2 separate regions of the Homo sapiens genome follow, and region 1 is linked to region 2. A link is a loop called in an ENCODE intact Hi-C map of the cell type or tissue named here. Cell type or tissue: body of pancreas. All regions are shown on one strand.

Region 1 (5,000 bases), 66 kb after region 2:
CGGCCAGCATCAAGCCCTGTTGCATGGGGACCACTGGGGACCCAGGATTCCAGCTGGGCAGGCACTGACAGGGGACCTGATGTGTGGCTCATGGTGGCCTCACAGCTGCTTCTCTGTCCTGCAGCTACAAGCTGTCCTGCCAGCTGGAGCCCGAAAACCCGTAGGCTGGCAACATCCTGCAGTGGCTGGGAACCCACCGGGATGCTGGCCAGAACACCGGCTCTGCACCATCCCTCACCCAGACCGTAGACACCAGGGAACCACATCTAGGAGGCTGGCAGCTCAGCTGCATCTTGCCCTGGATCCTCATCACCAACTGCTCCTGCTGGCCAGGATCAGGCCATGGGACTTTTGTGAGTCAGGCGGGAGACCATTTTATGTTTATTTTCTTTAGTGTATAAGTAAGGGTTTTTTCTTAACTTTCGTTAAAATAAAATTTTAAAAAACTATTCAAAATGTTCTGTAGTTGTTGGAATGAGAAAAGTAACTCCAGTGCGGTAACCATATACCAGTCTTTAGGATTCATAGCCTAGCATGTCAAATTGAGGCTATGGCTGAACAAGTTATGGAATAGCATTCACATTACACATGCCAAGCATTTAATGTTTTCCTTCTTTATTCAAATTATTGTTAACTCTGCTTAAGAAAACAAACAGAACAAAACAAAACCCCTTAAAAGCCATAGTATGTCACCCAATCTATGTCACCCATAGTATGTCACATTTGTTCTACTGACCAGCTATTCTCAAACTTAAATTCTAGTTAAATTCAAGTTCCACTGGGTTACTCAATTTTCTTAAGGTTTAAATATTTAACAAATCACTTAAATATTTACTGAAGGGCTGGAGATGGGAGGTATTTAAGCAAGTGGTAGGGCTGGCCTTCTCCAGAAGTCCTGGGCAGAAGGGAGCTGGCCATCAGTCTCCACGAAATACAGATAAACTTTTTCCACTGTGGATCTTCCCAGACCTTCTGACACCTCTCCCCTAAATGAACATCAAGGAAGGTGAGAACTGTTTGAACTCAGTATCTAAAAGATGTCCCACAGCTTAATTTGAACACAACCCCCATTGTGGGATATCAGACAAAAACATGCCAAAGAAATCAACATTTCAGGGTCTGAAACATGTAATACCCCCAAATCAACACAAAATAGACACCTAAATCCAATCCTGGAGCCGCAAAGCTCCTATAAGAAAAGCGGGAGTTTCTATTTCGGCAAAACTTGTATCTATGCACGCAGTTTGCAAAAAAGAAAGAAAAGAAAACCAAAAATTATCTATGGCAAGAAACCCTTTGACCATGCAATTGATTTGGCAATACTTTTTCTTATTTTTTATTCTTTTTGGATGGAAAACAAAAATGTGAATACAAACACATAGGACTAAACATCATTTTAGAGCTTCCGCATGGGGAAGAGAAACAATGAACCATTAAAGAAGGCATCCTACAGATTGAAAGAAAGTTCAGCAGAATCATCTGTGAAAGGGGTTGTTATCTAACATGTACAAGAAACTAACACTACTCTTAACTGGAAAAATGAACAAAACCTAATACCCAAGCTAAAACTGGGCAAAGAACCTGAACAGGCACATCTGAAGAGAAAACACGAAATTGACTGACAGGTCAAAGAGAAGTTGCTCAACTTCACTAATCCTCACACAAATGTCTAACTGCAAACCAGACTCAGATACCTCTCACTCTAATTAGAATGAAACTTACCAAAAACAACAAAAAACCCATATGTTCACAGGCAGTGGCCAACGTAGAAACGCAGAAAAAGACACTTTTATAAACTATTGGTGGGAAGGTACATTACTAGACACACGAAGCGAAGCAGTTGAAGGTGCCTTAAACATTTTACATTACAACTACCCGTTCACCTATCAATCCCACCACTGGTTATACACAGAAAGCGCATGGAATCTGTTATGTTGAAGAGATATCGGCCTTCCTATGGTGACTGAAGCACTACTCACAATAGCAAAGGTATCCAATCCACCTACCTGTTCATGCACAGATAAAGGGATAAAGAAACTGCAGCACGCAGTGGAATCCTCTTCGGCCGCAGAAATTCATGAAATCATGTCATCTGCAGCAACGTGCAGAAACCTGGAGGACATGACCTTCAACAAAATGAGTCAGGCAGAGAAAGACAAACAGCATGATTTCATGCATGTGAGAATGAGATCAACTTTCTCTCTAAACGACTTTATCTCCTAGAACTAGAAAGTTCCACAGTGGTGAAGAGAGGCGGGGGGTTGGGGAGTCCGGGCAGGAACTGGGAAATGGATACAATGTTACATTCAGATGACAGGAATAAATTCAGCTGTTCTACTCCACAGTAGGGTGTCTAGAGTTAACAGTATCCTACCATATTTTCCAAAAAAGGCTGAAAAGAAGGATTCTGCATATTGCAACGACAGAGAACTAATAAATAATAACTACACAAGGTAACAGAGACAGTCAATGCCTTGCTTTCATCATTACACAAGGTATATATGCATGATCAAAATGTCCCACTCTACTCTTTAACTGTATACCTTTACTACAGAGCAAATTGGTTTTAAGGACACAGAAATAAACAATGCTGGAGTTCATGTGACACCAGGAAATGCCCGGCATTTCCAAAGCAATTCTGAGAAATCCAAACTACATTGGATGCATCACATTCTCTGATTTGAAATTTCACTCAAACTCTAGGGACCTGCTTCCACATGGATGAGTGGAAGAGAACCTGAAGTAAACCCACACACCTCATACGACCTGATTTTGGATGAAATACACAATGATAAGTAATGGGGAAAGAACTCCCTTTTCAATAGTCTTGGGGTAAGTGGCGAGCCATATGCAGAACAGTAAGTAACACTAGGCCTCTACTTCTCACCATGTGCAAAAGTTCACTCCGATGAATGAAAGATGTAAATGGAAGACCTCAAACTACAAAAATCCTACAAGAGACCCTAGGAAGTACCCTTCTCGACATCGGCTTTGACAAAGCATTTATATGCCTAAGACCCCACATGACACTGCAACAAAAGCAGTAATCAACATGTGGGACCTAATACACTGAAGAGCCACCGCACAACACGACAAATTACCAACAGAGTAGACAGACAACATACAGGATGAGAGAAAATGTTCCCAAACTATGCACCTCACCAAGGTTCTAATATCTAGAATCTACCTTAAAGACCTTATAGAAATCAATTAGCAAAACCCCCCAAATAACTAATAAATAGACAATGGATATGAACACACACTTCTTGAAAGATGACGTACAAGCAACCAACAAATCTGAAAATATGCTCAACCTAACTATCAGAGAAATATAAATCAAAAGCACAAGGAGATATCATCTCACACTGGTCAGAATGGCGATTACACAGTTAAAAAAAAAAAAGGACACTGGTGTGGCAGCAGAGAAAGGGGACACTGGTCCACTTTTGGTGAAAATGCAGAGTAGTTCAGACACCATGGAAAGCACTTCGGAGATTGCTCAAAGAACTTAAACCAGAACTACCATCTGACCCAGCAATCCCACCACTAGGATATACACAAAGGAAAATGAATCCTTCTGACCAAAACACACATGCACACAAACGGTCCTGGCAGCACTATTTACGATGGCAAACACGTGAAATCAACCTAGGTACCCATCAACAGTGGATCAGAAAAGGAAAATGCAGTACATATATACCACAAAAAGCTAGGCAGCCATTACAAAAAAGAAGGAAATCATGTCCTTGGCAGCACCATGAAAGGAGCTGGAGGCCATTATCTAAAGAGAAATAAGGAAAAAACAGAACACCAAATGACACATGTTCTCACTTACAAGGTGGAGCTAAAATTGAATACACCCTACCGTAAAAGTGAAAACAGCAGACACTGGTGACTATCAGACGAAAAAGAAGGGACAAGGTATGTGCTAAAGACCTACCCGGTGGGTGCACCTGTTCCCTGCGTGATAAGGTCCCTGGGACCCCAAGTCTCAGTGGCATGCAGTATACCAAAGGCAGTAACTAATCTGCCTTTGTACCCTTTAGTCTATAATAAACGTAGAAATTATGTTAAAAAATACACTTAGAAGCTAAAAAAATGAATGAAAAACACAAGCTTTTATAATTATCCAAACAATCCTTTATTGGTATAAACTAAGAAAGTGGACAGAATGAGTAAACCAAATACTCAACCCCAATTTACATATAGTGAACACATTTTTTCAAAAGAACACCAAAAAGACACAATGGGAAAAAGAGACTGTTTAATAGATGATTTTGAGCAAACTGAATATTCACATACAAAACACTGAAATAGGACCCTTATGTCATGCAACACAAAAATCAATGCAAAATACATTAAAGACCTAAAACTCAATTCTGAAACCACAAAACTCCCACAAGAAAACAGGGTGCGCATGTATTTTAGAAAAGAAATCCATGCACGCAGCCTGCTAAAGGTATAAACAAAACATTAAAACAAAGGAAACACTCTAAGAAAACATCCATAGACAATGTAATGGCTTGGCATTTTCACTGAAAAGCTGGGGACCCGGTTCCACAGAGCAGTGGAACAGATTAGAAGACCCAGATATAAACCCGCACAACTGAAACCATCTGATGCTTGAAAAAAATCAACAAAAATAAGCGATGGAGAAAGGACTCCCTATCAGTAAGTGGTGCTGGGATAAGTGGCTAGCTGGATGCAGAAGAAATAACACTGGGCCCCTGTGTCTCACCATGTACAGAAAGCAACTCAAAATGAATCAAAGATTGAAATGCAAAATCCCAGGCTGAGCACGGTGGCTCATGCCTGAAATCCAAGCACTCTGGGAGGCAGAAGTGGTCAGATGATTTGTGGTCGGGGAGTTCGAGACCACCCTGGCCAATATGGTGAAATCCCGTCTCTACTAAAAAAGCAAAACTTAGCCGGGCATGGTGGCACGTGCCTGTACTCCCAGCTACTTGGGAGACTGAGGCAGGAGAATCACTTGAACCCGG
Region 2 (5,000 bases):
GTGAGCCAAGATCACACCATTGCACTCCAGCCTGGGTGACAAAGGTGCAACTGTCTTTAAAAAAAAAAAAAAAAAAGAAACAAAAGAAAGAAAACCCCAGTTACTAAAGTCAGTTCCACCAGCAGTTCTGTTTTTCTGAGTCTGACAGCTTTCATTTGCTCACCAAATGTAGTTATACACAAATTTTTTACTGCTTTTCTAATTAAATGCTTCTCTCCTGTCTTACAAGTGTTAGTTCTTGTCTGCAACTTGACCATAGCTACCCCCAGGGCCCTGGTCCCACTCTCAATAGAGAGTTATGGCTGTGTATCCTCAGTGAAACCCTGGGACACATCACACTTCCCTCCTCGTCTATAAAATAGGGACTGAACACATCCTTCCCAGTTCTGTAATGCTACGACCTACCAACTCCCTTTTCTCGCTCTGTTTCTTCTTTCCATGGCAGGGGTATTCAGATATTTCTTTTATTTACTTATTTATTTATTTTTTGAGATGGACTATTGCTCTGTCGACCAGGCTGGAGTGCAGTGGCACGATCTCGGCTCACTGTAACCTCCACCTCCCAGGTTCAAGCGATTCTCCAGCCTCAGCCTCCTGAGTAGCCTGGACTACAGGCACACGCCACCGCATCTGGCTAATTTTTGTATTTCTAGTAGAGACGAGGGTTTCACCATGTTGGTCAGGCTGGTCTTGAACTCATCTCAGGTGATCCACCCGCCTCGTCCTCCCAAAGTGCTGGGATTACAGGCATGAACCACCATGCCCAGCCTCAGGTATTTCTTTTACTAACAAATCATAAAACATTATTTTCTTATACAAAATTGAGAACCCCACAGTGGGGTACCATTGTCCTCATAGGACAAAGACAAATAGTCAATATCTGGCAAGCATTATGTGCCTGACAGTGTTCCAACTGTGGCATACTAATTTAACCCTCAGAAATAGTCCCATTTTACACATCTTACAGCGTAAATCTAGAGGGAAAAGTCAAGTAACTTCCCCAAGGTCCCACAACTGCTCAGTGAGTTCAGGCAGATGAGCAAACAAAGGCTTAGAGTTCAGTTGTCTGAGGCTACACTGCAAAACAGTGGATGAACCTGGAATACAAAGGCTCATTCACTGTCCAGCAGTAGAGTTGAAGTAGAGTTTAAGTTTTATTCTGGAAACATGAGAGTCACGGAACCACACAGAGGTGAGGAGTCTCTATCAGATGTGTTTGCAGTGAGGTCTCTCTGCACAATAGAGAAGGACTCATGGAACCAGTGGGACCAATTAAGAGACATGATGTTGGGAGGCCAAGGTGAGTGGATCATTTGAGGTCAGGAGTTCGAGACCAGCCTGGCCAACATGGTGAAACCCCATGTCTACTAAAAATACAAAAATTAGCCTGGCATGATGGCGGGTACCTGTAGTCCCATCTACCCAAGGGGCTGAGGCAGGAGAATCGCTTGAACCCAGGAGGTGGAGGTTGCAGTGAGCCAAGATCACACCACTGAACTCCAGCCTGGGCAACAGGGAGAGATTCTGTCTCAAAAAAAAAGAGAGAGAGACATTATGTTCATCTGGAAGAACAGATAAGGCCAAAGGAAGTAGAAATGACTGAAGTGGACAGAGAAGTTCTGTGATCATTTGGCAGAGAGAACAGAAAGTGCTAGAGGATTAGATGTGGAAGAACAGGGGAAGGAAAAGGAAAAACAGGCTGCTAAGGCTCTAGTTTGAAGGACTGGGTAAATAGCAGTGAATGTCTCCTACAAAGACAATGTAGGAAGAGGAATAGGTATGGGGAATAAGATAGTTTTCGGCTGGGTGCAATGACTCACGCCTGTAATCCCAGCACTTTGGAAGGCCGAGCTGGGTGGATTATGAGGTCAGGAGTTCGAGATCAGCCTGGCCAACATGGTGAAACCCCATTTCTACTAAAATTACAAAAATTAGCCGGGTGCGATGATGGGCACCTGTAATCCCAGCTACTCAGGAGACTGAGGCAGGAGAATTGCTTAAACCTGGGGGGCGGAGTTTGCAGTGAGCCGAGATTGTGCCACTGCACTCTAGCCTGGGTGACAGCGTGAGACTCTGTCTCAAAAAAAAAAAAAAAACACCACATAGTTTTGGACTCTTAAGTATCGCATTGAAATGGAGCTCTCTGGTAGAAAGTTGGACAGAAACCTCTGTAGGCTAAGTCCATTCTGTGACATCACAACTCATGTTTTAAAAAATACACCCACAAAGTCAAACCATTTAGGAAATTTCCTAAAATTTACATACTCAAATATGACAACTTTTTAGTTATTACTTTCTTAGAGCAACTTCGAATTTACAATCGTAGTGAATGAGGTGTCATGTAAAATAGAACTGTTATATAAAAACAACATTTGAATTTTATTCTCATCAGAGCATATAGAAAACAATTGAAGCCATGGGTATGGCAGGGATTGCTTTAAAAAGCTGTGCCTGATAAGGGGAATTGGAAAGAAAGGAGACTTGGGGGCTGGGTGCGGTGGCTCATGCCTGTAATCCCAACACTTTGGGAGGCCTAAGCAGGTGGATCACCAGAGGTCCGGAGGAGTTCGAGACCAGCCTGGCCAACGTGGTGAAACCCCGTCACTACTAAAAATACAAAAATTAGCTGGGCATGGTGGTGGGCACCTGTAATCCCAGCTATTTGGGAGGCTGAGGCAGGAGAATTGCTTGAACCCAGGAGACGGACGTTGCAGTGAGCCGAGATGGTGCCACTGCACTTCAGCCTGGGTGACAGAGCAAGACTCTGTCTTAAAAAAAAAAAGAAAAGAAAGAAGACTTGGGGAATAGGGAGATTTAAGTGGCATTAAGTAAAGCCTGCAAATGTGAGCAGGGAGTGTCAAGGTACCTGAGTGTTCATCAGAAATGGCTGATCGAGTGAGTCTCATCACAATGGAGCTGGTGTCTGCTTCTCATTTCTCTAATGGCCACACCTAGCACAGTACCTGGTCAATAGGGACTCAATACCTGATACCCCAATGAACAGAGTAAAATTCTGCCAGTTCAAACACACGTCCATGCCCACCAACTTCCCTCGTGGAGTTTTACTTCTTTCACTTACTGTAATGTTTTGAAGATCATCCCTCCTGTGACCTGTATCCATAGTTTCTTTTCCTTGTGTAACTGAGCAGTACTCCACTGTATGCACAGACCACATGGGTCTATCCATTCTCTAGCTGACGGACACTTGGGTTGTTTCCAGTTGCTGCCTATAGTGAATGAGGCTGCTGAGAACATTTATGTACACGTCTTTTTGGAACACATGCTTTCATTTCTTCTAGATAAATTCCTAGGGCTAGAATTGCTAGGTCAAATGGCTAGTTTATGCTTAACTTCTTTTTTTTTGCCTTTCTTATTCATAGAAATTACACTGATACATAATATTGGACATTTCTATGAGGTGCATGTGCTGTTTGGTTCCGTGCATCCACCATGTCATCATCAAGTCAGGATATTTGGGGTATGGCCTTGAGTATTTATCATTTCTATGTGTTGAGTATATTTCAGTTCTCTCTTGTAGCTATTTTGAAATATACAATACATTATTGCTAACCATAGTCACCCTACTCTGCTATCCAACATTAGAACACATTCCTTGCATCTAACTGTAAGTGTGTATTCATTGACCAACCTCTCTGCATTCCCTTCTTATACCCAGAGAAGGAGAGAGGAAGGAGGGAAAGGAGCTGTGGTTGGGCTGAATTAGGGCCCAGGGACGGCTGTGTCCCAGTCCCGGGACCTGTCCATGTGCTGTGTTGTGTGGCCTCAGGGACTTTACAGATGTGATGATGTCAAGGGGCCTGAGGTGGAAGATGATCCTGGGTTATGTGGGTGGGTCCAAGGTGGGGTCTTTATAAGGGAAAGGAGGAGGCAGGAGGGTCAGAGTGACAGCAGGTGTGGGGCTGGAGGACAAGAAAGGGAGAGAAGGAGGGAGGGTGAGAGAAGACAGTTGGCAGGGAGAGAGAGAGAGAGAGAGAAGAGTGGGAGAGAGATTTGAAGATGCTGAGCTCTGGCTTTGAAGTTGGAAGAAGGGGCCAGGAGCCCAGGGCGTCCTCTAGAAGCTGGAAAAATCCTGGAAATGGATTCTCCCCAGAGCCCTCAGAAGGAGCCTGGCCCAGCTGGCACCCTGATTTTAGCACTCTACGATTCATTTTGGATGGCTAACCTCCAGACCAGGGAGAGAACCAATGTGTGATGTTTTAGGGGTCATTTGTGACAGCAGCCACAGGAAAGTCAAACAGGAGCCATGGGAGAGACTCCCTAGGATGCACCGAGGGTCCCTCCCTGGCCCCACCCACAGAAACACAGGCCTGACCACTGCTAGTGCCCCCACCCCTCTAACACCCTGATGAGCAGGAACCATGCAGGAGGGGCTGGGTGTGGCTGGGCCCTGTTCTCTCCCCCGACACCTTCTCAGAGAGGAGCTGGAGCCCCAGACCCTGGGAGCCTCACAGATATTCCCAACACAGGACCTGGTTTTCCATTTCCCAAAATGATGCTTCCTCCAAAGATGGCCAGTGACTCTCTGTGCCAAGCATCTGAGAAACTCTCCAGGTCCTAGGGCTGCCAGGCAGTCAGCTGTGCACATGTTGGAGCCCAAATCCCATCAATAGTGAGGCCCTGGGTAAAACACATCCCCACTTTTAATTATGAGGAGATGCCTGGCCTCAGCATTGAGAACACCAACTTCCCTCAAGTGAAAACTTATTTAATCTCTTAGAAATGATGGAGCACACCAGCCTGAACAACATGGTGAAACCCTGTCTGTAATAAAAACACAAAAATTAGCCGGACATTGCAGCATCTACCTGTAATCCCGGCTACTCAGGAGGCTGAGGCAGGAGAATTGGTTGAACCTGGGAGACAGAGGTTACGGTGAGCCAAGATCGAGCCATTGCACTCCAGCCTGGGCGACAGAGTGAGACTCCATCTAAAAAAAAAAGAAAGAAATGATGGAGCACCTATTACCCTTCTTGCACTGG

Evidence for each region. Peaks named below come from ENCODE experiments on the same cell type or tissue, not always from the same donor. Only the 100,000 strongest peaks of a DNase experiment are listed, where the experiment ranks them.
Region 1: a loop joins it to region 2, with 3 times the contacts of the local background. A loop is called at or near these places in 3 of 110 quality-filtered maps.

Annotation. Positions count from the first base shown.
Region 1 is chr22:23,698,720-23,703,719 of GRCh38, forward strand. RGL4 (ral guanine nucleotide dissociation stimulator like 4) reads left to right here. Exons shown (of 11, transcript NM_153615.2): 11 at 125-449. The coding sequence ends at 164. It also overlaps the pseudogene GUSBP11. Among named protein-coding and RNA genes, the nearest start is that of RGL4, 10 kb to the left of the region's middle. In body of pancreas, no CTCF peak of the experiment used is centred here; a DNase peak (open chromatin) is centred at 2,242; H3K27ac peaks cover 1,493 bases.
Region 2 is chr22:23,632,857-23,637,856 of GRCh38, forward strand. LOC124905089 (a long non-coding RNA gene) reads right to left here and starts at 4,876. Exons shown (of 3, transcript XR_007068021.1): 1 at 4,827-4,876; 2 at 3,080-3,227; 3 at 20-54. RefSeq lists a silencer at 504-641. In body of pancreas, no CTCF peak of the experiment used is centred here; no DNase peak of the experiment used is centred here.